Linked DNA regions of Mus musculus: regions 2, 3, 4 and 5 are each linked to region 1. The links are chromatin loops, found by intact Hi-C in ENCODE. Cell type or tissue: left cerebral cortex. All regions are shown on one strand. Region 1 holds the start of Ankrd40 (ankyrin repeat domain 40). Region 2 holds the start of Ppp1r9b (protein phosphatase 1, regulatory subunit 9B). Region 3 overlaps Wfikkn2 (WAP, follistatin/kazal, immunoglobulin, kunitz and netrin domain containing 2). Region 4 holds the start of Cacna1g (calcium channel, voltage-dependent, T type, alpha 1G subunit). Region 5 has its middle 12 kb from the start of Abcc3.

Region 1 (5,000 bases):
GAATCAGGACTAGGATGACAAAGAGCTCCCCCCGCCCGCCCGCCCCCGCCCCGCCCCGCCCTCCGTCTTTCCTTAGATGACTTTCAGAATAATTAATTATAATTTATAAGCTATAACGAGTTGCATTTTATAAACTAGAATCAATGTTAATCTTCATGAAAGCCAAGTTGGAAGAATTTCTGTCTAAAACCGATAAAGGGTAAAATAAAAACAGTAACAGCTGAAATAAATATTCTAGCTGAATGGTCCCAAGCACTGACAAAAATAAGAAAGAACAGTGTCATCTATCTCTGCAAATAATGGGCATATTATAGTAGGATCCTTTTCAGCCCATTTCCCGTCCTGCTGGGTAAAAATTGGCTCAGATGGAAAAAAAAAAAAAAAAAAAAGAGCTAACTAATCTTGGGGGAGTGGGGGTGGAAACCCACCAATTATTTTTAATGCCTGCTAAACAGCCTGCTCCTGAGGATAAGGCTTTTCTGGCTCTCAAACGACAATGTCGGATCCCTCCGCCTCGCAACTATTCCTGTGTCTGTCCTCCTCGCTGGAAGCTGCCGGGTGGGAGCTCTAAAAATAGCCCATGAATCACAGCAGATAATCCAGTGCGGTGGTTACATAAACAGCCGGCCGGGGCGGCGGGGCCGCGGGTGGGAACGAAAAGTATCTAGGTCAATGTTGTCACACCGAATAGGGTCCCCCGGAGCCGGCCTTCGGAGGCGCGGTGGGGGAGGAGGCCTGGGCCTGCGGGGCCGCGAGCAGCCAGGGAGCTGTCGGTGGGCGGGCGGGCGCACGAGGCCCTGGGCCGGGCGCGGGCGGAGGCGCGAGCGGGGCGGGCGAGCCCGGCGCTCCCTCCCCATGGCCGGGAGCCGGCCGCGGAGGCGGCGGCGGCGCTGACAGGCTCGGGGCGGGGCGGCCCGGGGCCCGGGGCCCTGGGGAAGATGAGCGCCCTCCTAGAGCAGAAGGAGCAGCAGGAGAGGCTGCGGGAGGCGGCGGCCTTGGGGGACATTCGGGAGGTGCAGAAACTGGTGGAGAGCGGGGTGGATGTGAACTCGCAAAATGAGGTCAACGGCTGGTAAGTGGCGAGCGGGGGAGGCCCAGGGTTCAGGGCTGCGAGCTCGGGGCGTGGAGCAGTCAGCCGTGACCCAGGACGCAGGCGAAGGTGACGCCTGGTGCCCCAGGCCTCTCAGGTCGTGGCCCTTTCGAGACTGGCCCCGATCTCCCATTGCCTGGTGCAGTCAGGAGCGCATCCTCCCCAAACCATACCTTCTTCTGTGGTTGACCGCGGCCAGCGCCCTCCGGGACACTGGAGCCCACCCACGCCACCCCCCCCCCGCGCGCCCCCTGGCTCTAACTTGGCCCAAATGGTGATGCATAGAGGCTTTGATTCTCGGCGACTCTGCTCTGGATTTCATCAAGCTTGAATTAGTTTGCCATGGGCGCTTCTGAAGAACACTTCGTGCAGAGATGAAAGCATAAGCAACGAAGCAAATGCCAATCTTAAAAAACCAGCACGGTTTCTTTAGCCAAGACCAGGAGAAAAGGAACAACTACAAAACCCTCGCCACTTGCATAATAATTCTGCCTCAGTTGTTTTAATGCCACAGTGATTGGCTGTTGCCTACAGCTGCCTGTTGAGGGGAGACTCATTTGTCTGCCCTGTAGAGTGTTTTGTTTGCTTAGTACAATTTCCAATTAGAGAAATTTACCCAAGGCTTTACAAGTCGGCTAGCAGATCTGCCTCCTTCCCAATACAGAGTCTGTCTCATTTTAAGATATGAACAAATCTTTAGTTTCTTTCTTTTTTTTTTTTTTTTGGTTTTCGAGACAGGGTTTCTCTGTATAGCCCTGGCTGTCCTGGAACTCACTTTGTAGACCAGGCTGGCCTCGAACTTAGAAATTCGCCTGCCTCTGCCTCCCAAGTGCTGGGATTAAAGGCGTGAGCCACCACGCCCGGCTAAATCTTTAGTTTCGAGTTACTGAATGTGGTATTTCTTTCTACCCTTTTTTGACATTTTACAATTAATTTTTTTTAATTCAGGTAATGCTTATCTAGCCTCTTTTGCCAGTTTAAAGTTAAATTTGAATTTTAAACCCCCCAGTAAATCGAGCCATACATTTTGGAATGGAAAGGGCACTGGAGATCATTTGAATTCCAGAGAGTGTCTTGCCCTGATTGCACAATTGTCAATATGATAACAGAGTCAGAAATGAGATTTCCTAATTTCCTAAGAAAGCTGTCTGACTCCTTTCCCTAAAGAAACTAGCCTGGATAGCTGTCCACAGCCTGGAGACAGTGGACACTAATTTCTAGTCTTTTTTTTTTTTTTTTTGAAGCATTTGTAGTCAAAACACTTGTAGCTGTGTTTGCCTTGCCATGGCGTCCAAGAGCTGTGAATTCCTGTTTTGGCACTGGGAGGCGGTGTTTTACAGAACAATGAGCCTGGTCTTGCTGCAGGTTCTGCCTGCCTAGCTGTGTGGTCTTGCCTGAGTTACTTTGTTTTCCAGGTCTTTCAGAAGTGTTGTTAGTATTTATTGAGATGAAAAATAGCTACCAAGTATTGAACTTGCTCTATGGCACAGATGTGGTTCTAAACACTTAACCTATCTCAGGGTAATCAGGAGATATTGTTATTTTTCTCCATCTTAAAGATGAAGAAACTGAGACCCCAGGAAAATTAAGTAAACCATTCAGTTTTTAAAAATGCTCCTAAATTACTAAATTTGGGATTTAGTGGGTCTACATGACTGTTAGAGCTGAAAAAGGAATCTGACATCTGAGTCCCTCAGCACAGTGCCTGCCATGTGCTAGATATACAGTGTATATCAGGTGAGTTTGAGGTGACATGATGAGGCTTCCTATAGATTTAATTCCAGCTCCAATCTATTCAATCCAAGAGTGAATTCCTAGATTCCCTTTATCCTGCCTTATGCTCTTGGCCTAATGCTTTCAGCTCTTCGCATCCTGCCCTCTTATATGAACCAAACCACAAAGCTTGGCACTGTCCTTGGTCCCTGTCTTTCCTTCACATCCACGTACCGTCATCCAGTTCTGCTGCCTCTATGTTCAGATAGAATCTGACTACCTCTCACAAGCTCTACACTGTGATACAAAGCCAGCCAGCTCCACTTGTGATGCAGGATAGTTCCAGAGTCTTCCTACTAGCATCCTTACTAGTCTACTTGCCTTACCCTGACTTGGAACAGTTGGATCACCTCACTCAAAGTCCTCTAGTGGCTCCCATGTTACTGTGAGAAGAAGCCAATATGCACTCCTTTCCCTGACCTTTGGGCCTCATCTCCTGACTTGCTTCCTTGTTCACTTCTTCCCTGGCCTCCTTGCCTTTCCTGGAGCAACAGCACAGCCTGGATTCTAGACTTTTGCATTTTGCCTTCCCTCTTGTCTTGATAGCTTTTCTCTTACACACCATGGTTTGCTCTCAGTCCTCATGTGGATCTTAGCTTAAATATTAGCTTCATGCTAAGGCTTTTCCTTGCCTGTCGTTAAAAATTGTGCAACTCTTCCCCCAGCCCTGCCAGTTCCTAATCTCTTACTCTGCTTTATTGATACACGACACTTAATATCCGCCTAGTACACTATATAATTTGCTTATTTGCTTGCTAGTTACCCAGCTTCATTGACTGTAAAATGAGTGAAGAATATTCACAGTAGTAGGGTTTTCTTTTCTTTTCTTTTCCTTCCTTCCTTCCTTCCTTCCTTCCTTCCTTCCTTCTTCCTTTTCTTCTTAGACTTGGCCTTGCTGTGTTGCCTGGGCTGGTCTTAACCCTTGTCCTCAAAGTTACCCTCTTCCTACCCTGGTCTACTGAATAGCTGAGTCTATAGGCAAACCCCACTGTACCCAGATCCTAAGGGGATATTTTGAAGATTAAACAGAGCTTTTAGAACAGGGTCCAACATGTAAAGTATTATGTTTGTGTTAGCTATTGTTATTTTCTTATTATTAGGCAACATGTTGGGAGACATATAAAGTTACCCTGAAAAAAGAAAAAAAAACCCAACTCTTTTCAACATTGAAAAGTAGACTGGTGACTGCTTTCAATTCTTGGTTGCTTAGTAACCACAGTTTCAGCAATGATGAATGATACCCAGTTGATGAATGATGCCCAAAGCCTCTGGTCTAAAATACTTCCCAGCCCTAATGGGATATGCTGACTGCAAATATAAAGTTTAAAGAGTTGAAGTTCAAAAATAGAGTTTCCACATCAATTGTAATCCAAGTGTCATATGTTCCCTTTGGCTTTAGAAATAAGTATAGTGGTTTATGAAGAAGTTGAAATGCTGTCTGGCTGCAATGGTTCTGAGTTATAGCTGCCTATGGTCACCCAACTCCAGTCTGTAAATGATGGTTGCTGGGATGGCCAGAACATGCTGTGTTCACCTAACCCCATTTACATGGTGGTACTCTAAACCAGTTTGTTTGTCTCAGAGTCTCTCTGACCCACTCACGGTAAACTACTCTTTCACTCTCCAGTAAAAACTTCTTTCCAAAAGGGAGCATTTCCTTAACCTGATCCATTCATTTTTGAGTGCTCACTTAGTGTAATTATTCACTTTTCAAGCCTATGCCACAGACAGCTCCACACAAAACATTCTGAGCTGCAGTTTGCTAAGCAATGTCCATTTTATCCTAGGTTCACTAGTTAAATAAGAAATAAGCACGTGAGTTGGCTACATAGATCAATGGTAGGGTGCTTGCCTAACATATGTTGAAGACATCATTTCAGCTTCTGGTACCACACACACATGCATAAACACATATACACATGCATGCATATACACAGGTGCATGTACACACGCCTGTATATGTCAGGTAGATACTTCCTTCTGTTTATCCTCTGCTGGGGATGTAGCAGTGATCAAGCACTTGCCTAGCATGTGAGGCCCTGGGTTGCAGCATCACAAAATAGTTTTAAAAGCTTCTTCTCTGTTTTTCTCACCTGGGCAGTAATTTTTTAGTGTCAAAGAGTGCACTAAAGGTACC
Region 2 (5,000 bases), 660 kb after region 1:
ACAAGGGAGACCTGAGGGTACCTTTAAATCCAGTCCATCCTAAATTTCTGCCAAGGGTGTTGGGAAAGGGACTAACAGCTGGTTCCCAACCCCTCCTCCCACCTGGCCAGGAGTGTGGGTACAGACCCCTTGGGCTGGGGCCAGTGAAAAATGACTCACCACAAAGGGTGTGGGAGATTCTGGGCAGAACACCCAGGGCCCTGGGCCCTCCACCAAGTCCACAGAGGAACTCTAAGAACACTGCTCAGATTCCCAACTGGCAATGGGGTGAGCAGAAGGGCATCGCCCAACCACTGCAGAGGGAGCTGGGGATGTAAAACAGTTGCTAAAATGCTTGCTGAGCAAGAAGGAAGCCCTCGGTTGGAGTAACTGCTCAAGCCTGTAATTCCAGCACTCAGGAGGTGGCGGCAGTTGGATCAGAAAAGTTCAAGGTCATCCTTGACTAAGTATTTAGTTCGAAGCCAGCACAGGATACTGCAGGCCCTTTCTCAAAAAACAAGCCACTGACTGCCGTAGCCGGGTTAGGGTGAAGGGCTCAAGCCCCAGACTTGAATTTGAGAACATGTCCTAAAGCTTGTTCATGAAAGATGGGTCAGGAGGGGAGACGGAACCTGGATGGCTTCTTTACCCTGCACAGATCCCCAAACGCAGAACTGGGGAGGGGTAAGTCTCCTGCCCACTGTGCAAAAATGCAGGGGGCATCCGAAAGCCTGAGATTTGGGTTCATCTCCGGCTCCAGATGAGAGCCAAAAAATCTTCCCTCTCCTGGCACACTACTCTAGGGAGCCAGTCCAGTGGTTCTTGGCTCCTCCCCATCCCAATCTTCAGGGTTCCCAGGCGGTTTCCCCACGTCCCATCCCCCCCATGCACAGAGCTCTTTCGCACGTGCCATGGGTTAGTGTCCCACAAAACCCACACACGGAGAACGGAAGGGTAGAGGGTTCCCTCTATGAGCTGGGCCAGGCCAACCGGAGAGAGTGAGAAAACGGGAAGAGGAGGAAGAGGATGGAGGGGAAGAGGGCGGGGGAGGAGGCAGAGGCCGCAGGAAGGCCTGAGATGCAGGAAGCAGCTGGGGAGAGGGGGGAGGCTTTGTGCCTGAGTTGTTTTCTGGGTCCTAGTGTCCACCCTGTTCAGTTCCTGGGAATCTACCAACGACTGGAGGAGCTACACATCTAGACCTGACTGAATATTGGACGGATCCTCACTGCTAGATTGGGGAAGGATAACGGGCATAACAAGGCCCCTTGTTGTGTATGTGAGGAATGAAGGAGCTCTAAAGAAGCTGAGTTTTCAAGGTGGGATTTGTAGGGTACACACACACACAAACACGCTTGCACACAAGTGACCAGAATCCTCTAAGTCTGAGACCCAACGTAGAACTCTCAATAGGGAAACTTTAGCCCTGGGACTCTAGAATCATTCCTTCCAACCTCCCCCAACACCTTACAAACCTTCCTGTTTCAGAGATCTTTTCTGGCAGGTTATGAAGGCCAGGATTCTATACCTCTCCCCAAAGGGGTAGGTGAACAACGTCATTTTAAGACTTCCCAAGGCAAAAAAGCATCTTTGGTAATCTCCTGCCATATGGGTGATGTAACCCCCAACCCTGTCCCTTTCTTCATTTCTCCTCCGGACAGAGCACCACAAAGATTGCTGGGCCCAAGTTTTACATTCTGAAAGATGAAAAAAAAAAAATTCCTATGGGGAATTGTTAAAATGAAGAATCCCAGGTTCCGCCTCTGAGATTCCCCTTCACCTTTGGGAAGGAGCTAGAAATTATGTACTTTGATCTAGCACCCAAAAGTTTTGTTGCTGGTACCCCTGAACACTCTAAGGACCTTTAGAGAAATGATTAAGGGCCCTCCCCACAGAACCCCTTCACTTTGTGGGAGGAGAAGGCCAGTTCCTGCTGTGGCTGGATGGCTCCCCGCCCCCAGGGTTAAATGAGGGGACGCCTAAGTGGATTGTGAAAAGCCGAGTTTGGGATGGGAGGGCTGAAGAAGAATAGCCAAGGTCGGTGAAGCTGCGGAAGGCTGTCCGCCAACTATGAGTAGGAGAGACCAGGCGACAGGGTGGAAGGGAAGGGGAGGGCTCACAGGCTCCGGCCCCGGAAATCCGATCCCTTTAGGACCCAGTGGTACCAGTCCCCCAGCGGCGGCGGCGAGAAGGGCAGCCGCTCGGTCTCCGGCAGCCGCGGTTCGGGCAGAGCTAGAGAAAGACCGAGGCTCGGGGCGCGGGGGGGAGGGAGGGAGGGAGGGAGGCGCGGCGGAGCGGCCCGGGTCAGCGGAGCAGCCACGGGCGCGGGGATGCCGGGCACCCCGAGAGCCAAGGCCCCCGGCCGGAGTAGGGGGCGCCTGCGCCGCCAGCGCCGCTGACACCGCCTCGGAGGATGTGAGCCGGTGCCGTGGCCGCTGCTTCGCGGGCTGGGCGCGCGGTCCCAGCAGCTCCAGCCAGCCTCCGCTTCTTCAATTTGGGTGGGGGCGACCGCACCAGGCCGCTAGAGCTTTCGAAGGGGGCTGGCTGTCTTTGGCAGCTTGGTTGGGGGAGGCGACCCACACAGGGCGCTCGGAGATTTTTTTTTTTTAAAGCAGGGTTAACTGTTTTTTGGCAGCTTGGTTTCTGGGGGACTCTATAGAAGGCCTTTCGGGATTTCTTTCTTTGGGGGGAGGGGGCGGTGGTCCCGACTTGGCCAGCCGCCTGCTGGAGGGGGGCAGCGGGGAGCAGGGGGATGCGAACCCGGCTCCCCCAACCATGATGAAGACGGAGCCTCGGGGGCCCGGGGGTCCCCTCCGGAGCGCCTCCCCGCACCGCAGCGCCTACGAAGCGGGCATCCAGGCACTAAAGCCTCCCGATGCACCCGGGCCCGACGAGGCACCCAAGGCGGCCCACCATAAGAAATATGGCTCCAACGTCCACCGCATCAAAAGTATGTTCCTGCAGATGGGCACCACCGCGGGGCCGCCGGGTGAGGCAGGCGGAGGCGCAGGCATGGCCGAGGCCCCACGGGCGTCCGATCGCGGGGTGCGCCTGTCCCTGCCGCGGGCCAGCAGCCTGAACGAGAACGTAGACCACAGTGCCCTGCTCAAGCTGGGCACCAGTGTGTCGGAGCGCGTGAGCCGCTTCGACTCCAAGCCCGCGCCCTCGGCGCAGCCCGCTCCTCCGCCGCACCCGCCGTCCCGGCTGCAGGAGACGCGGAAGCTGTTCGAACGGAGCGTCCCCGCGGCCTCGGGTGGCGACAAGGAGGCCGTGGCGCGGCGGCTGCTGAGGCAGGAGCGCGCCGGCCTGCAGGACCGGAAGCTGGACGTCGTGGTGCGCTTTAACGGCAGCACCGAGGCGCTGGACAAGCTGGATGCTGACGCCGTGTCGCCGACGGTCAGCCAGCTCAGTGCGGTCTTCGAGAAAGCCGACTCGAGGACCGGCCTTCACCGTGCACCCGGCCCCCCTCGGGCAGCCGGGGCGCCCCAGGTCAACTCGAAGCTGGTCACTAAGCGGTCCCGGGTGTTCCAGCCACCGCCGCCGCCTCCCGCCCCGTCGGGGGATGGCGCGACCGAGAAGGAGCGTGGCCCCGGAGGGCAGCAGCCCCCACAGCACCGGGTGGCCCCTGCCCGACCTCCGCCTAAGCCGCGGGAGGTGCGCAAGATCAAGCCGGTGGAGGTTGAAGAAAGTGGGGAGTCTGAGGCCGAGTCGGCTCCCGGGGAAGTGATCCAGGCCGAGGTGACGGTCCATGCAGCCTTGGAGAATGGCAGCACCCCGGCCACCACAGCCAGCCCTGCACCCGAGGAACCCAAGGCCGAAGCGGTCCCCGAGGAGGAGGCGGCGGCGTCAGTGGCGACGCTAGAGAGGGGGGTGGACAATGGCCGGGCCCCGGACATGGCACCTGAGGAGGTGGATGAATCCAAGAAGGAGGACTTCTCGGAAGCGGACTTGGTGGATGTGAGCGCCTACAGTGGACTCGGGGAGGACTCTGGGGGCAGTGCCCTGGAGGAGGACGATGAAGAAGACGAAGAGGACGGGGAGCCCCCCTATGAGCCGGAGTCAGGGTGTGTGGAGATTCCCGGGCTCTCAGAGGAAGAGGACCCGGCCCCGAGCCGGAAGATCCATTTCAGCACCGCACCGATCCAAGTGAGTGACCCCCCTTGGGCCCCCCGAGCTGCCCTTGCCACGTGCGTGTGGTCGCTCCCGCCCAGACATCCGTGTTTGGCAGGCTGAGTCAGCCCCTGCCACCCAGCCGGGTTCCCAGAAGTTCCCACAATGAGGGAGGCGTGGGGGAACTTCCAGCTGTTTGTCAGAGTGGGAAGGTTTTCAGGTCTGTGATTGTGAAGGTAGCCTGCTGCGACCTGCCCTCAGGTTCCTAACCCCGCCCAGCATCCCTCCCTACTCCACGCCTACTCTGGGACACCTGCTCTCTCTTCCTCCCCCAGACATTCTTTCTTCCAGAAGCTGCCAGAGGCTGGGACTTGGCTGCCCTGAAGGGGTGTGGGACATGTCCTGGGGATACTGTTCCTACACATGTGCTGTCAGGAAGAGAAAGGTGGGGAGCTTAGGGACGCTTCCTGCTTCTGGATGTGTGAGGCTTGGCTCTGTCTGGGGTGACAGAGGGGAGCTAGGAACTTCCCCAAACAAAGATACAGTGGAAGGCTGACCCTCTTCCCTGCTAGTACTCCCACTCCCACTTTGCAGAAGTGAAAGAAGGAAGCAGTCTTCTAGGGTGAGCTGGACCAAGGCCATGTGACTGGGGCTGGGAGAAAGAACCCTACTCCTTAAGTCTGTGCTGGGCCAGCTTCCCATATCCAGGGTTGCATCCAGGAAAGGGGCATCTTATATGGTCCCTGAAGGAGCAGGCCCTACAGGAAGAGGGGGGTGAGTTTGGAAGTTCCCCTAAGGTGCCTGGGCAGGCTTTTCATGCCTATAGCCTTCCATATTCTCTATGGACTTTAAAAGAGGCTGGGGGCTTGCTTGTTCAGCCCCTCTCCCCCTTTCTCTAGCACCACTATTGAAGA
Region 3 (5,000 bases), 94 kb before region 1:
TCTGCCTCTGACTCCCAAGTGCTGGAACTGTAGCCCTGTGCTTTGGCCATGGCTAAGTAAATGTCCCATTACTCTTGCCTTAGTTTTCCTTACCTAGAAAATGTCATTGTGCCTCATGAGATCTCAGTGTGGACCCCAGGAGAAGGCGCTTGGTGCCACCACACGGTAAACTGTTGGTTCGATTTATCATAATGGAGCAGTTGGAGATCAGAGCTGAAAGAAAGAATGAGCCACATGCCTGTGTGTTACTTCTGTCCCCTTTCCCTAGTTAGGTTTTGTCCTAGTGCTTGGGTAGCTTTCTGGTGCCACTGCCCAGAGGGTGACATCAGACTAGTGAGCAGCTAGCCAGACAATGGGACAGAGTGTCCTAGGAGGCTGGGAGGGAGGAGGGTAAACAAAGCCATAGTGCCTTGCTTAGGGGTGGTGGGGACAGTTCCGGTCTAGTGTCAGCCAAGCCTGAATAGATTAGAAGGGGAGAAAAGGCCTGGAGAGCACGCTAGGTGTAGGGAGAGCCATACAGCCTAGAAATAGCAAGGGGCGAGCTCCACCACAAGCAGGAAAAGCATGAGGCTGGCCTTGCTGCAGGTGGCCTCGGGTTCCTTGTGTCCTGGAGGAGGATTGAGGGCATGTCTAGCAGACTGAGCCAGGTGACTGCCCAGCCTGGGGACTTGCTTGTTGTCGGCCATTGCATGAAGGCGGCTCAGGAGAGCGAGGCTAAAAAGGCAAGGTGGCATTTCCAGAGAGGAATCATCCTCACCCAGCAGGTCAGAGACGGCCATAGCTCCTCAAGCAATCATCCCCTAGTAATCCCCAAAGCCCCTGAGCCCCAAATCAGCCAACGTAAGGGGCTCATTTTGGATGTCCTCTGAGAATCAGAAGCCTGCAGAGGCCCAATGCCCAGGACGATGAGGTAGAGTGTTTGGCCCTGGGGTCCTTGCCCAGGGAGCCTCAGAGGGTCAAAGGACCACTCTAAGCCAGGCTATGTTCTTACAGGGTAATGGGTTGGATTCCAAGTTTCTCCAAGTGCTATGACTATGCAGGCATCGTAGTGGAACAAACCTGTCATCTCAGCTCTTGAGAGACTGAAATAGGAGAATCACTAGTTTGAGACCAATCTGGACTGCGGAGTGAGGCTGAGGTAAGTTTATGCTACACCGAGAGACTCTGTCTAGAGCAAAACAACAAATCCAGGGCAGAGGAGATGGCTCAGTGGTGAACACTTGCCTCATAACCACAGGGACTTGAGTGTGAATATCTCGAACTCACAAAACGCCAGGCGCGAGGTAGCACGTTATCTGTAACCCCAGTGCTCCTGTGATGAGATGGGAGATGGAGAGTCTCTGGAAGCTTCCGGGCCAGCTGTGTGGTGTATACAAGTCCCAAGTGAAAGGGGAGGGCAGACATCCGAGGCTGTCCTCTGATGGCCACACGTGTCCCTGCTTTCACACACATGAGCATGCGTGTGAGTGTGCCTATGCACACAACACCACCACCAGCAACACGATGAAAGTAAGTGCTCTTCCTACTCTTTGTGCGGGCTAGACATGAAGAGGTTCAGAGACAGCAAGTTAGTGATGGAGGATGGATTCAGGTCTCGGCGAGCCAGAGCCTCCTGGGCTAGGTAGTTTCTGTGCTGTCAACCCCCCCTGAATTTCCCTCTCTACCAGGGGGGCAGAACAGCAAGCTGGACTTAACCGTGGGGTTTAGACTCTTCTTTGTACACGTGAACTAAAGCGGCAGGTGACAGGTGAGGCTGGGGAGGAGGCATTTGCCCTTGGGCTCTGAGAGTATTTGTTGGATATTGTGGCCTAGAAGCAGGTTCAGTCGGTGTCCCCAGGCTGCTATGGACAGAGTGAGGCAACAGTCCTCACCCTCATTGGACACCTGACTAGGTTGGGAAGTGATCATCGTTCATGTCATCCCGAGGGCTAAGTTCCTTGCTCAGTGTCCTTTAGTGATGGTGTGGCCTTCCCACTCCCTGCCCCCTCTTCTCTTAGAAATAGAAGCCCCTCACCCACCCACCCCCAAGCCTTTAGGTGAAAGAGGCTGCTCTAGGCCAGGCTGGGCCTGGCTTGAATTCCTCCTTTGGGTATAGCCCCGAGAACCCCATGGAAATGCAAGGGAGGGGTGCCTCTGTTGAGGATGAAACAGGCTGTGGGTTCCACACTCTTGATTGGGTCTGGGGAACAACAGTAAGTCTCCCTGGGTTCAAATGCACGACTGCCAGCTTTGTCAGAACTCGGGCACCCTGAGGACGCTGGAGAGCAGGCCGCTTCCTGACGTCCCTAGAAGTCACAGCAGAGCATCTGCCTGCCCTGCTTTTGTCCCTCCCACCTTCACACTTAGACTCCACAGTATTAGAGGCAGGAGGATCTTGTCTGTGGCCCTGATCCCTGCTGTCCCCCACAGAGCAGTTAGGCCACAGGCCGGGGCCATAGCGCTCCTTGTCTACGAGTGTGGAAAAGTCACCCTGCCTTCTTGGTTAGGTTTTCTCCCGGTTACCTCATTAAACTCTTCAGAGTGTGGTTAAGGAGCCTTATATTTCATAGGGGCCCTGAGAAGCTACTGTGTCCCTTCACGGCCCAAATATGGTGCCATTGACCGAACTTCCCTCCTAAGAGGCCACCAGAGTCAATGACATGATCACCGCCCCTTCCTCACCTTCCTAAAAGAGCCACACACGTAGAGCAGTTGACACTATGAAATTTTATTTATTATCGTCCTCCGTATATTTGAGGAAGCCATTAGGGCATCCCACAGTGCTTCCTTTGGAGGGATGTCGAAAGAATGAAGGTCTGAGGAGGGAACAGGGCAGATGCAGAGATGACAGAGGGGTTCCAAATCCTCTACACAGTGCCTTTGTATCTGGGACCAGAAGAAACAAGTGATCTCAGAGCTGCCATCGCCAAGAGGCCCCTCCCAGGCCCCACCCAGATAGATCTTTCCTCCTGATCCCTGAAGGTGCCCATATGCACCACTAGATGGCAGCATCAAGCAATGTTCATTCTCCCTGGGCCCACATCCTCTCTGGTGCCTAGGCTGCCCCCTGATCCTCCTGCCTTTGTCTTCTTTATTTCTCTTGCTACCAAAACAGATCTTTGGGCTTTTCCTAGGAAGTCCACAGCACATGAAAGCACCTGGCTCATCAGATGAAAATGCCTAGCCGCTGTCAATCACCCACTGGCGCCTGGGGGAGCTGAGATACAGGACGGCCTTCAGACTCGGCCAGTAGAGCAGAATCAGTCTCTATGGTCCTAGCACCTGGCACCCAGGAAGTGTTCACTGAGCTGAAATGTACAGAAGCACACAAGCAAACCAAGGCAGCTAAGGAAAGAAAACATGGATTCGCTTGGTGTGGTGACACCAAAGGCAGCCGGCCCTTCAGTCTCCATTAGGAGAAGTTAGAGCCTAGGTTGAAGCTTTGGCTTCTTGATGTTCACGACCCTTGATGTGGATGGTCTCTGACTACAGCCGTGTAGTGGGGCGGCACACAGTAGGGCAGCTGTCTTAAATGACCCTCGAACTCTCTTATCTCTCTCTTCCCACATACCTCCTATACAAGCTAAACCATTCTACAATACAGATGGCATCTCCTCCTGACCCCAGGCTAGGCGACTGGGCAGAGGGGCATGGGTCAGCAAAGGGGGACGAGACTGCCCGAGGGAACCACCCATGGGAAACAACTTACCTATGCCCTTTCTTCCCCCTGCCAGCCCCCTTCTCAGCTATCAGAGATACAGACCTTCTAGCCAGACGTGGTGGTGCACGCTTTTAATCCCAGCACTTGGGAGGCAGAGGCAGGCAGATCTCTGAGTTCATGGCCAACCTGGTCTACAGAGTGAATTCCAGGCCAGCCAGGGCTACACAGAGAAACCTTGTCTGGGGTGGAGGCTGGGGGCTGGGGCAGAGATACAGACATTTTATGGAACCCAAAGAACCTGTCAGGTTCCCCGACTTCCTTTAGCTCACTGCTTTCTTCTAAGCCCAGGGGGTACAACCACTCTTCCCACTTTGTTCACAATAATCTAAGGCACAGAGAGGTTAAGCAACTTGTCCAAGGTCACAGCGCTGGTAGTATGGGAAGCGATGGGCCACAGACCTCTAAAGGGGGCTAGTGCTCACTACCATTTTCAAAGTGAGACCACGGACAGGCAGAGAGAACATAGAGATGGTGCTAAAACTTCGGAGGCTTTACGGGTGGCTTTCTCCCCACATATTAGCTAATGCTTCTTTCCTAGCCAAAGCTGTCTAACCTCAAGTCACCTGGTGGCTGACTGAGGGCAGGGGTGGGTGGGTGGGTGGGTGGAGGAGGGTCAGGGTAGACGAGCTAGCTTCATTGCAAGCCCAGGAAGTCCTTGAGGACGTCACAGGTTTTCTTGTACATGACCTCACGGAGCTTCCTGACCCGCCGTGTGCTCGATGCCCCCACAAAGCTATCGGGTCTCAGCATGGCCATGCCGCCGTCCACCTCCCCCATGATGATGAGTGGTGTCTCACCCACTGTCACGTTGGGGCAAGGACAGGTCCAGTCTACATGAAGCAGGGTGACTTCCAGAGGCTCCCGGCCCAGAAACTTGAGGCCCATCTTCTCATCTTTTAAGACCTCATCCACGGTCACCAGGGCACGGCCTGAGTCTTGCTCTTCGGTCAGCTCAGAGACCCTGCCCAGGATGACAAAGTCACTCCGACAGAAGCTGGTAACAAGTTTTTGCCGGGGCTTGCAGGCCCGGCAGTGCTGGTTACCCCTCGGGAAGGGACACGACTCCTCACAAGCCTCACGGCTTTCAAAGTTGTTACCGTTGCCCTCACAGCCGCCATAGACGAAGGACTGGCATAGGCCTGTCTGGCTGTTGTAGGCCCAGCGTGGGACATAAGCTTTGCAAGGCCCTTGCAGGGCAGGCAGGCTGCAGATGGCCAATGGCCCACTCATACAAGCCAGCATACAGGCCTCGTAGGTCTCAAAGTGGTTGAGATTGTGGTGGCAGTGACCAAAGGTGAAA
Region 4 (5,000 bases), 140 kb after region 1:
AAACTTTTGTGCCCTTCCTCCTTCCTCCCTCCACAACACACACACACACACACACACACACACACACACACACACACACACACACACACTTCCTACCTACACCTAGATCTCCACTCTAGGAAATCTGGCCTTTTAATGAGGCTGCAAGAGGAAGGGGCTGAGAAAAGTATGTCGAGAAAAAGGCTAACTAGCTTCAGTCCATTGGGGAGGGGAAGCCAGTCAGGCCCCTCAGGACCAATGTCTTCATGACCTACATTGGGGACTCCTGAAGCCAACAGAAGCCTCACGGATACCAAAAAGAGAGAAAGGAGAGGGTTAAGGCTCAGGGGGCCGTTCAGATTCCTTCTCTGGCCGTGGAAATACACTTGTCCTTGTGACTTGGGTCGGATGGGGAAATGGGAATAAATGTCCAGGCAGCCCCCCTTACCAAGAAATTGTTCTCGGCATATTCAGCTAGCTAGTTAAGATCTAGGGACATAGGTGCTACACACCCAGACCACACACCACTCCCCAGATCGGGCCTGCTCCCCAAATCTCAAGATTAACTAGACTCTCACCTCTTTTCCCTCTTGTAAGCCTGGTCACTTATTTTCTCCCAGGAAAGTATTTACCTCCAGGTCCTCCACCTGGAGATAGGGCAAGTGGGCAGAGATACTTGCCAAAAGGTCTGCTTTTAGGGGGTATTTGAAGGGAGAGGTGACAAGATGTTCCAGTCACCCCTAGGACTCCTGAGAAAGAGAGGATAGGGACTGCTGGGGGTTTCCCATTCATAATGTGGCTAGGAGTGGGCATGAGGGCTTCTTTTCTCTTCTCCATCTCTGCCACAGAGAAGGAGACCTTGGGATGGAGACTCATAATTCCAGATAGCAAGCCAGTTAGGGAGACCACACTCCTCAGAGTCCCTCTTCTCCTTTCTTCGGTTTAGAGAGGAAGGAAGGAAGGAAGGAAGGAAGGAAGGAAGGAAGGGGCAAAGGATTGGGAGGGCTGAGGGGAGCTTCTCAAAGACTCACGGAGTGTAGAGCAGCGGGTGGGGGCACTCAGCTTACATCCTGCTTTGCGCACTAGAGGCAGTGGCTGCAGAGGGCAGCATCAAGCTCTCCCGCTGCCCCTGTGCTCCAAAGCGGAGCCGGACTTGGGTTCTCAGGGGCTACAGGGTAAACCTGGGGTCTCCCAGCCTGACTCCCAGAGAGCCTCTGGGCTAGAAGAAGAGAATCAGAAGAGGCTATCCCTTACTGGGATAGCCATACCAGCCAGCCCCCCACCTTTCCAGTACCCCAGAGATGGGCGTCAGTCAAGCCAGTGAGTGCTTTGTGCTAGGGGTTTGGTTTTATTTTTAAAAAAGAGGATCAGGGGTTCCCTGACCACGCCAGGCTAAGCAGAGGTGAGGCTGAGAATCAAAATTCATCTGCCTGGAATGTTGGGCATGCGTTCCTAAAACCCATCCACAGAGTAGGCTTAAGGAGCTGGACCTCAGTCCTCCTTAATGAACACACTGGCAGTCTCTGGTCCCCCCAATACTTTCAGACGACTGCGGTTTCCCATACCTGGTCTGCCATCAGCCGGAACACTCTGATTTGTGAAAGGGGAGGCGTAGTGTGGCCGAGCTTAATCCCATCCCCCACTTGCCGGCGCTTTTGTCAGTCTCCCCCCCCCCCTTAGAAAAACAAAAAACAAAAAACCAAGCACAAAACTCCCCAACCCAACCTTAGCACTCAACATCAGATAAAGAATTGAGGTGGGGAGGGCGCTGGCCGCATTGGGCTCTCTCTGAAAGGGGCTCCAGTCCAGCTCTGGGGGCAGACAGCTCCCCCTTCACCACATCTTGTTCTCATTCTGCACCCCTGACATCAGCCGCCGCCGAAATCTCCTTGTTGTGCCTCCAACCCGCGGATTGGGAGGGTGTTGGGGGGACAGGACCTGCCCCCACCCCCCGTTTCCCGCTAGGTCAGTAAAAACCTCAGCCTTCAGGACTACTAGATCGGGGGACTGGACCCTAGAATCCGCCGCAAACTTTGGGGCGGGGGCATAAGGAAACCCCAGGAGATTGCGGTCTCCCCTCCTCCGTCCCCGCAGCTTCCTCTCCACCCCTGCCCCCAAACTCGAAAACCAAACCCAGCTCGCTAACCCGCGGCTGGCGGGCTGGCGGAGTAGAAAGCCCAGGCTCCTGAAGCTGCCCACATCTGGAGGATGACGACCCTCCTCTGCCCACATCTGTAGAGCATCCAGATGCTTACCAGAGGGTCACCTCTCCTCTCTTTTCCTAGCTTGGATTTCAACCCTCCACCCCTCACCCCCGCCCAAGGAAGGCTGAGGTGTGTGTATTCGGAGGTGGGGCTCGTCTGGGGTACCCACCAGTCTCCGCTTCTACTCGGACGCCCCCTCCCCTCCTTAACAGTCCCCCACTCAACTGTTCACAGTCCAGGCTCACTTCTCCAACTCACCTGGCTTACGGTCCCCTCTGGCAACACGGCCCGCCCTCCTGTGGACCCCCCTAGTCCGGCCCATCGCTGTGCCCCGAAGGATATGGGTTACAGACCGTGCGGAGACACCAGCTCCGCGGGCGGCTGTCCTGGCTCAAGTAGAAGAAAACCACCGGGGCCAGCGCCGGGTAGGGCAGCCCCTCCGCCTCGGAGTCCGCGCTGCCCGGGTCCTTTTCCGTCGACCCCGGCCCCTGCCGGCCCCCGGCCCCAGACAGGTCGTTGAGCTGCGTGAAGCTCCGGGGCTGTCCCGACTCCTCGGCGCCCGCTCCATCCTCTTCCTCATCCATCCTCTGGCCAGCTGGGGTCCCGGGGGTCCGAAGAGGGGCGATCGGAGCCCCTCCGAGGAGGTGTCCTCACACAACCGGGGGACCCCGGTGGGGGAGCATGTGGGGGGCTCTAGAGAGCTTGCTGAGCCCCCAGGAGGGCCAGTTCAGCTCAGCTCCCCCTGCCCTCAGGGGCATGCTGCCCGCGGGGCGCCGGGTCCCAGGGAAGCCCCGCCTGGCGAGAGTCCCGCTTCCCCTGGGTTCCCGGGGGCTCCCCGACTAGCCGGCCGGCTTCCCCTCACTTTGTTCCGGCTTCTTCCCTTCGCGCCCAGGCTCCGGTTGCCCGAATGGGCGCTACCTTCGGTGAAGCAGCCCCCGAGAGGAGGAGGAAAAAAGGGGCCACCCGGTGAAGGGCGGGGGTCCGGGGAGGGGCGCCCCCTCTTCCCTCGGCGCAGCTGGAGCAGGATCTAAGGGGTCAGCATCGTCCCGGCTCCACGCCAGAGACGGCGGGGGGAGGGGGAGGGGAGGAGGGATCTCTTTGGGGGTGGGTTTGGAGGGGGTGGGGGCTGGCTCCTTCCTCCGCCCCGCGGCGGGCTAGAGGACCGGGAGGGGCGGGGAGACCGTGGGGGGCCGTCCCGGGCGGGGGTGGAGGCGGAGATGTCGCTGCCGCCGCCGTGGCTGCCGTTGCCGTAGCTGTCGCCGGCGCCACTGCCTCCTCCTCCGGCCGAGACGCGGAGGGAGAGAACGAGAGAAAGCGGCGGCGAGGAGCCCGGCGCACACCACAGCTGGATCCCTCACTCCAACTTCAAGCCTCGGCCCCGCCTTTCCCCAGCCAATCTCACAGCCAATCGCCGTGCGTCACCGGTCCAGAACCGCCCTTCCATTGGTCAGCCGCCGTGCCAGTGCGGGAGGGGGTACAGGGGGAGAGCCACAGCTGGAATCCGGTTCCCACCCCAAAACCACGACCGCCTTTCTACCCTCCTCTTGCCCCCGGGTTCGCTCCCGAAGGCTGGGGCCAATCAGACGACTGTCCAGACCGAACCCACTTTTCTATTGGCCTCTTGGGTCTTTGGGACTCCCCTGGGAGGGAGCCTCGAGAAATCAAAGTATTTGGCATCTGGTCCTAGGGTAGCCCTACGAGCCTCTGACATCTTTTGTCCAGGACCCCGAAATTGGACAGCAGCCAGAAGTCAGAACTTAGGTCTAAGCAGAACTGAAAAAGAAGGGAGACAGGAATCACAGGAGTTAGGGGTGTTACCGGGATCCCACAGCTAAATCTGACTCTTCACCTGGTTAATAACCCATCCTCTGCTTGAACCTGGGGGTCAGACTGGGGAGAAGGAAGAAGAGTCTGGTGTTTCAGGCTGGAAGGGGTCTGTTTGGGAAAAATAGGCGTAGCTAGAAAGGTAGAAGTAGGCGTGGTCTGGAAATGTTTCCCACCAGCCTCTTTGCTGGTCCAGAACCCCGGTCCACTTCTAAGATGTTGACCCTGGCCTAACCCCAACCCGCAGGTCTTCTCACTGATGCTCTGAGCGTCATCTCCTGCTTCTAGTGCTCTCTGAAGGTTGGAGACTCCTTTCAGGGGCTTCCTGCTGGAAAAGCATAGCTTCCAGGCGTGGCACCAAGACTGTAGAGCCTGGATCACCTGCAGCCCCGAAGTGGGAACAGCCTGCTAAGGCCATTGTGGGCCTCGCATGTTGTAAGGAATGATACCTAGAGCTGAGCTTTAACAACTTCATCCTGCAAAATTCTACTTCCTGCCTCAGTTTCTCCCCTTGATTCCAGTATAGCTTAAGAGAAGTGTCTGAGAGATGAATGCTTCCTGGAGTTACTTTTCTCCACCACTGGACTGGGAGAGGTGCTGGCGCTGTGCTTCACAGGCATGTACACGCAAATGGAGACCCGGGCTTTTGCCCAGCTTCATCTCCCTATGTTCAGGGGCTCAGTCGATTCTATCTCTCTCACAGCCTCCAAAGGGCTGTGGGTACCAGAGAAACAAGCACCACCGGAATTCTGAACGTGATGGGGAGTGGGGGAGGGGGGAAGCGTTTATGTTAGATGCAGGGAAAACATCTTTACAATCTGCGTAGGATCTTTACGATGGAAACGACAGGATCTGTAGTCCTGGTAGACTCCGGAATGGCACAAGCCACTGCGGGAAGGCTGAGGAATGAATGGACTGGATCACCTCCTGCAGCCCCTGATTCGCAGGCGTTCTTCCCTGACAAAGTTGAGCCACCCACACATCCTCCAGAGG
Region 5 (5,000 bases), 75 kb after region 1:
GTAATGATTTTCCCAGAAGTTCCCCTCTCCTCTGTTGATAATACTTTACAGCTCACCTAACTTGGTTCCAAAGAATTAAGAGCTTCCACTGAACCTGTCCTACGCACAGCACAATCGGGTTACCAATCCCACCCTGCCCTGCCCAAGTCTCTTTCAGGATGCCAGGGGCAGTCCTTTTGAATAATGCTTAAAAGCACATAAATGTCTTCTGAAGGCATCTTAGCTCTGATACTCACAAGCAGAGTCATTAACTAACTGCTGTGCATGAGCTCAAAATTCAGGGGACAGAGAGTTCCCCAGAGTGAAAGCAAGAGCTTTCCCCAGACTAAACCAGCCTGGCGAGAAGGAGACCGATTTCCTCAGCACCTATCGGAAAATCCCTGTGCTTGTAGCTCACTTACCAGCAACTCAAGTGGGTAGCTGGGTGGAAGAATGCTTCCTCCAGCAAGGCGTCCAAATGTGGCTATGCCATATAAAAGACTAAAGACTAGCTCTTGGTGCCCTTTACCCAAGAGTGGGCCTCATATTTCCGCCTTTCCTGTCCTAATCTAATTTAGTCTAATCTAAAAGAAGACTAGTCTGAAAGAGAGTAACATAATCTAAAAGAGTCTAAAAAGTAGATTCTGAACAAAGGCCATCCTCTCTATTGAGCAGCATAGTAAATCCAGTAATGAAAAAGAGGGAGGAACCTTTGTCTTCATCTTTTACAGGATTCCCATAGGGAGAAAAATCGTCTTCCTGGCCCTACTGATTCAGAACAGCACACAGAGCCACAGTCGAATATTAGGAATCTGTACCCACAGATTTCTGCGGGAGAAGGAGGAAGTGACGTTGCTTTCAACCCCTCAATGTTTCCAAGCGAATGGTCTTAAACCTGGTTACCACATCTTCCATACACATACATTGTTCTGAGTCAGGGGCATGAAAGAGTCCCAAAGGGAAAATAGGGAACATGGTACATTGGGATGTCCAAAGCATAGCAAGAGTGATTACAGTCTTTGAAGGTAATTCTGAATAGGTTGAATGCGCAGCCTGTGGGAGAGTGAGTGCATGGTTGTAAATAATCTCAGAGAATATGGTTAACTTATTACAGATTGGGTGAAAGTTTGCTTTGTATAGGGAAAGTTAAAGCAGCATTTCTCAGAATGTCATTTCCCTAGAAGGTAGGTAGTGAGGCCACCGTGTCACGAGGAACAGTCCCCAAAGTGAGCAAGGCCCACTCTGCCTTTGAGTATTCAGAACTAAGATATTTCTATCGAATGGGATGATGAGAGGAGCAACAAGGTTTGAGCTGAGGCATAGAGGGGAACAGAGTCTGGTGACCAATGCCTCGCCCTGCTTTTCCACCTGGCTGCGATTCCAAACTAGATGGACTACGCATGCGCTGTGTCTCCTCCGCCAGTGAGCATCTTGAAGGAGTCCCGCGTCAGGAATTTCCTGGCAAGAAAACGGGCAAGAGAAGAAAAAGGGAAAGGCAAATCCAGAGTGGGCATAGCAGCAGGAGCTAGAAAGAAGCGCAAAGGAGACAGGAAGACCTAGGCACAGGAAATGCTGCCTGTGGGCAGGGTGGGTTGGATCTAACAAAAGGGACAGTGTAGAACCAGCAATGTGACCCCCACCCCCCATCTCACTGAATGTTTACAGACCTTTAAAGTTTGTGAACACCCCTAAATTATGCACCGGCGCACACCCTGCTTCCCCCTTCTGGCTTCCGCCAGACTTCAGCCCATCTGGATCTGCCTGGACCCCTCCCAGTCTCAGCAAGTCTGCCCTCTGCCCCAGCCTGCTCCCTCATCTAATTGGCATGCAGGCCAGGGCTTGGCTACTGCACCCGATTTCAGAGTTTTCAAAGTAATAATTAATAGGATCTGTGGGTCTCAGCCAAGCTCATACACTGGGATAGGAGCTAAGGCACGCAGAGTGTGGGGTTTGTAGCAGACTTCCCTCCTGGACTTTACTGGGCAGCTCATTCCTTGATCCACTTTATCCTGCCCTACAGATGGGATCAGTAAACAACTAGATTTGCTTTGAGAGTTAAGTCCCCTATCCAACATGCCACCTCGGTCTGGGATTAGTTTAGTGGCCTTAAGGGGCCTGTTGGCACCAGGGACTCACCCTCCCTTTCCACCTGGCTGTGGCTCCCCAGCGCTCAGATGGTGTGTTCTAGTCTGTGGTTCCACACAGACAAGTTCTTCACACCGTGAGCTGCTTCCTCTTTTGGGCTATACAGGGCATCTGTGTGTGGACGGATCCACCACAGTTGGTATCTTCTTCCCAGATTTATCCCTCTTGCAGAGAAACCCTGGGTGGCACCAGCTGAAAGTGCTCTGTGCTGCCACCTGGTGTCTAACGCCCTCACTACATGGCTGTCACCAGGTGGGGCAGGTTGGCGCCTCAGCAGGGGAAACCATAGGGCACCAGACAACGTTGGGAGAACGGATGAAGGTGAGGCTGAAACATATTTGGAAAGTGGGTAGAGGCCCGGGTGGGAGCATGAAAGAAGGGTGGAGACCGTGGTGATTGAGACAAGCAGGTGCCAGGGGTTCAAAGGGCAGAGCGAGCCATTCTAGGGAAGGACATTGCCTGGAAACCTGGAGTGACTGCAGAACCTGCATTACCTTGGAGGTCAAAGGACACCACCACAATCCCTATGGCTGGGATCATGTTAGAGGCTAGTATCCCACCAGGTGGGAGGCCGTGGACCCTTCTAGCCCACTGACTATGCCACACAGAGAACACATGTGTATTTCTATAAACCCAATGTGACCGCTTCAGGAAAGGGTCCCCTAGCCTCCTTGCAAAATTCTTTTCATTTTGTAAGCATGGATCTTTCCATCGCTTCCTGTTTCCTCCGCAGTGAGAACAGACTGAGATGGTGTGGGCTGCAGAAGGCCAGCCCTAGAGTCAAATTCTGACTGTGTGACCTCAGCTCTTAACTTCTATGAACCCACCACTGCATGGAAAAAAAAAAAAAAAAGCTAGCCGGGTACTTCCCTGGCTTCAGCCCTTGGAGGAGCGAGAGACTGCGTGTGAGCCTCAGGTTTGTTTTTAGCACCAGCTCAGATCACTCCTTTTTTTCCCAGTTCCCCACCCCCAGACAGGCCTTTTCCTGGAGCCTTGGGGGTGGAAACTGAAGCAGCCAAGCCCGAGGTGGAGGCCTGGGGCTCTTGACACAGTTTCTTCTTTGAACCCCCAGGAAGAAGACTGAATGAAGGCAAGAAGGCAAGGCACCCAGGGAGAGAGAGAGGGAGAGAGAGAGAGAGAGAGAGAGAGAGAGAGAGAGAGAGAGAGATGCTCTAGCTTCCAAAAGCACCCCCCCCACTACCCTTGTCTCAGAAGCCCCTGCGTTGGAGGCCCTAACCAAAGACCTGCTGTCTCCCCAACCCCACTTCCCCAAGATCACCATGCACCGTTCAGACTCAGCGGCTGTTTCTTCTCTACTTTCAAACCTGTGCAATGAGACACACCAGTTTCTTTCCATCACCGATGTCATTGTTTTGTTGGTGGGTTTTTGTTTGGCTGGTTTTGACAGGGACTATCTCGTAGCCCAGGCTGGTTTCCAGCTCACTATGTGGTGGAGAATGTCCTCCAAATCCTGATCCCCCTCCTTCCGTCTCCCAAGGGCTGAGATGCATCACTGAGCCTGGCCACAAAGACTTTACAATGTTGGAAGAGTTAACCACAATACTCTCCCCCCTCCAAATATCCACCTTCATTCTGCTATCTATTAATATGTCCAAAGTACCACCCAGCTGTCTCTACAAAGGCATGGTATCCTGCCAGAGAAGTGCTCTCAGGTCCATAGATAGTGTGGGATGGGGAGCTGGAGAAGGGGTCTTTGCCTTCTCACTGGGTGGATCACAGTAGCTCCCTGGAGAGCAACCCTAGAGCATGTTCAGTGTGACCCACATCGAGCTTCTTTAGTCATTACTGGGAAGAAAGAGAGAGGCAGGAGAACAGGATTGTAGAAAGAATTAGGCATGCTATGCATTACCTCAAGTGACACTACAGTATTACTGCACTGCTGTGTGTTTACAGAGGCAGGGATGGTAATGAGGAAATTCTGGGTGAAGAAGAGGGTTCAGCCTTCTGCTTCACCTTGACATAGAATCTTCTAACCACTAGAAGAAGAAAAAGGGAGGAGGGGGGATCTTCCAGATTCCCCCTTCCCAAACCTCTCACCCATAAGGAACAGACAGCTAAAGAATTTTACAAAAATATAAAAGCTTAATCCCTAGATCCAGGTGGCAAAACTCTAGGAATTTTGTACAGCTTCCCTTAAGGAGAGAGAGAGAGAGAGAGAAGGAGAGAGAGAGAGAGAGAGAGAGAGAGAGAGAGAGAGAGAGAGAGAGAGAGAGAAAGCAAAGCCAGCTTGTACAAACACCCCCTTTCTCCAGCTGAGAGGGCTAGAGGGATCAGAGCTGGGCGCCATCAAACACCCCAGGGAGATCAAACCAGGTGTTTGCTTTCACGAGTGGTATCATTTCTGCCCCAAAGAGCAATCAAAAAAGCTCTCTGAGCTTAGGAAGTAGGCCAGAGGACAGACGCCTGCAAGTCCAGCTTCCCAGCAACCAGCAACCTGGCACTGCGGGCTCTCAGCTGCCTGTGCAGATGGGCGCTGTGAGTGAGGGGTGCCACTTAGGTTTCAAGAATCCAACCCAGGGCTTGGAATGCAGCTTAGGGGTAGAGTCCTGCCTCAAATACATATAAGCCCTGGGTCTGATTTCTATGCCAAAGCATGAGTATACACACACACACACACACATGCACACGCACACGCACACCTGGCTTGAAAGGGTGGGGCTGTTCAAGGGAATGGAAATGGTAAGGACAGATGTTTGCAATGGCTGATGGGTGAAAAGGCTGGCTGAGTCTTTGGCTACTGCTTTTTGGCATGGGGACTTCAACCATAGCATCAGAAAGTGGCTCTAGGTCAGGTGGCTTCCCGGACTCCTGGCCCCCCTACACTGGTGGCCTTTCCCCCCTCTTCCCTCTCCTCT

The links. A loop is a pair of places that touch in the nucleus more often than their neighbours do. Peaks named below come from ENCODE experiments on the same cell type or tissue, not always from the same donor. Only the 100,000 strongest peaks of a DNase experiment are listed, where the experiment ranks them.
Region 2: it touches region 1 in a loop (6-fold over the local background); 2 of 42 quality-filtered maps call a loop at or near these places.
Region 3: it touches region 1 in a loop (2.6-fold over the local background); 2 of 42 quality-filtered maps call a loop at or near these places.
Region 4: a loop joins it to region 1, with 4 times the contacts of the local background. A loop is called at or near these places in 19 of 42 quality-filtered maps.
Region 5: a loop joins it to region 1, with 8 times the contacts of the local background. A loop is called at or near these places in 12 of 42 quality-filtered maps.

Annotation. Positions count from the first base shown.
Region 1 is chr11:94,327,316-94,332,315 of GRCm38, forward strand. It overlaps Ankrd40 (ankyrin repeat domain 40), which reads left to right and starts at 686. Exons shown (of 5, transcript NM_027799.2): 1 at 686-1,072. The coding sequence starts at 939. In left cerebral cortex, a CTCF peak has its summit at 2,420; DNase peaks (open chromatin) are centred at 603, 1,532, 2,411 and 3,081; H3K4me3 peaks cover 3,421 bases; H3K27ac peaks cover 2,733 bases.
Region 2 is chr11:94,988,797-94,993,796 of GRCm38, forward strand. Ppp1r9b (protein phosphatase 1, regulatory subunit 9B) reads left to right here and starts at 2,416. Exons shown (of 10, transcript NM_172261.3): 1 at 2,416-4,122. The coding sequence starts at 2,752. In left cerebral cortex, CTCF peaks have their summits at 1,091 and 2,157; DNase peaks (open chromatin) are centred at 211, 1,038, 2,123, 2,429 and 3 more places; H3K4me3 peaks cover 4,685 bases; H3K27ac peaks cover 5,000 bases.
Region 3 is chr11:94,233,265-94,238,264 of GRCm38, forward strand. Wfikkn2 (WAP, follistatin/kazal, immunoglobulin, kunitz and netrin domain containing 2) reads right to left here. Exons shown (of 2, transcript NM_181819.2): 2 at 2,688-5,000. The coding sequence ends at 4,334. Among named protein-coding and RNA genes, the nearest start is that of Wfikkn2, 6.8 kb to the right of the region's middle. In left cerebral cortex, a CTCF peak has its summit at 2,970 (motif pointing right); DNase peaks (open chromatin) are centred at 378 and 2,981; H3K27ac peaks cover 2,332 bases.
Region 4 is chr11:94,470,851-94,475,850 of GRCm38, forward strand. It overlaps Cacna1g (calcium channel, voltage-dependent, T type, alpha 1G subunit), which reads right to left and starts at 3,348. Exons shown (of 35, transcript NM_001177888.1): 1 at 2,526-3,348. The coding sequence starts at 2,767. In left cerebral cortex, a CTCF peak has its summit at 1,052 (motif pointing right); DNase peaks (open chromatin) are centred at 1,132, 1,585, 1,912, 2,355 and 4 more places; H3K4me3 peaks cover 3,552 bases; H3K27ac peaks cover 2,830 bases.
Region 5 is chr11:94,402,551-94,407,550 of GRCm38, forward strand. No RefSeq gene overlaps it. Among named protein-coding and RNA genes, the nearest start is that of Abcc3, 12 kb to the left of the region's middle. In left cerebral cortex, a CTCF peak has its summit at 2,347 (motif pointing left); DNase peaks (open chromatin) are centred at 1,419, 2,305, 3,080, 3,519 and 2 more places; H3K27ac peaks cover 2,426 bases.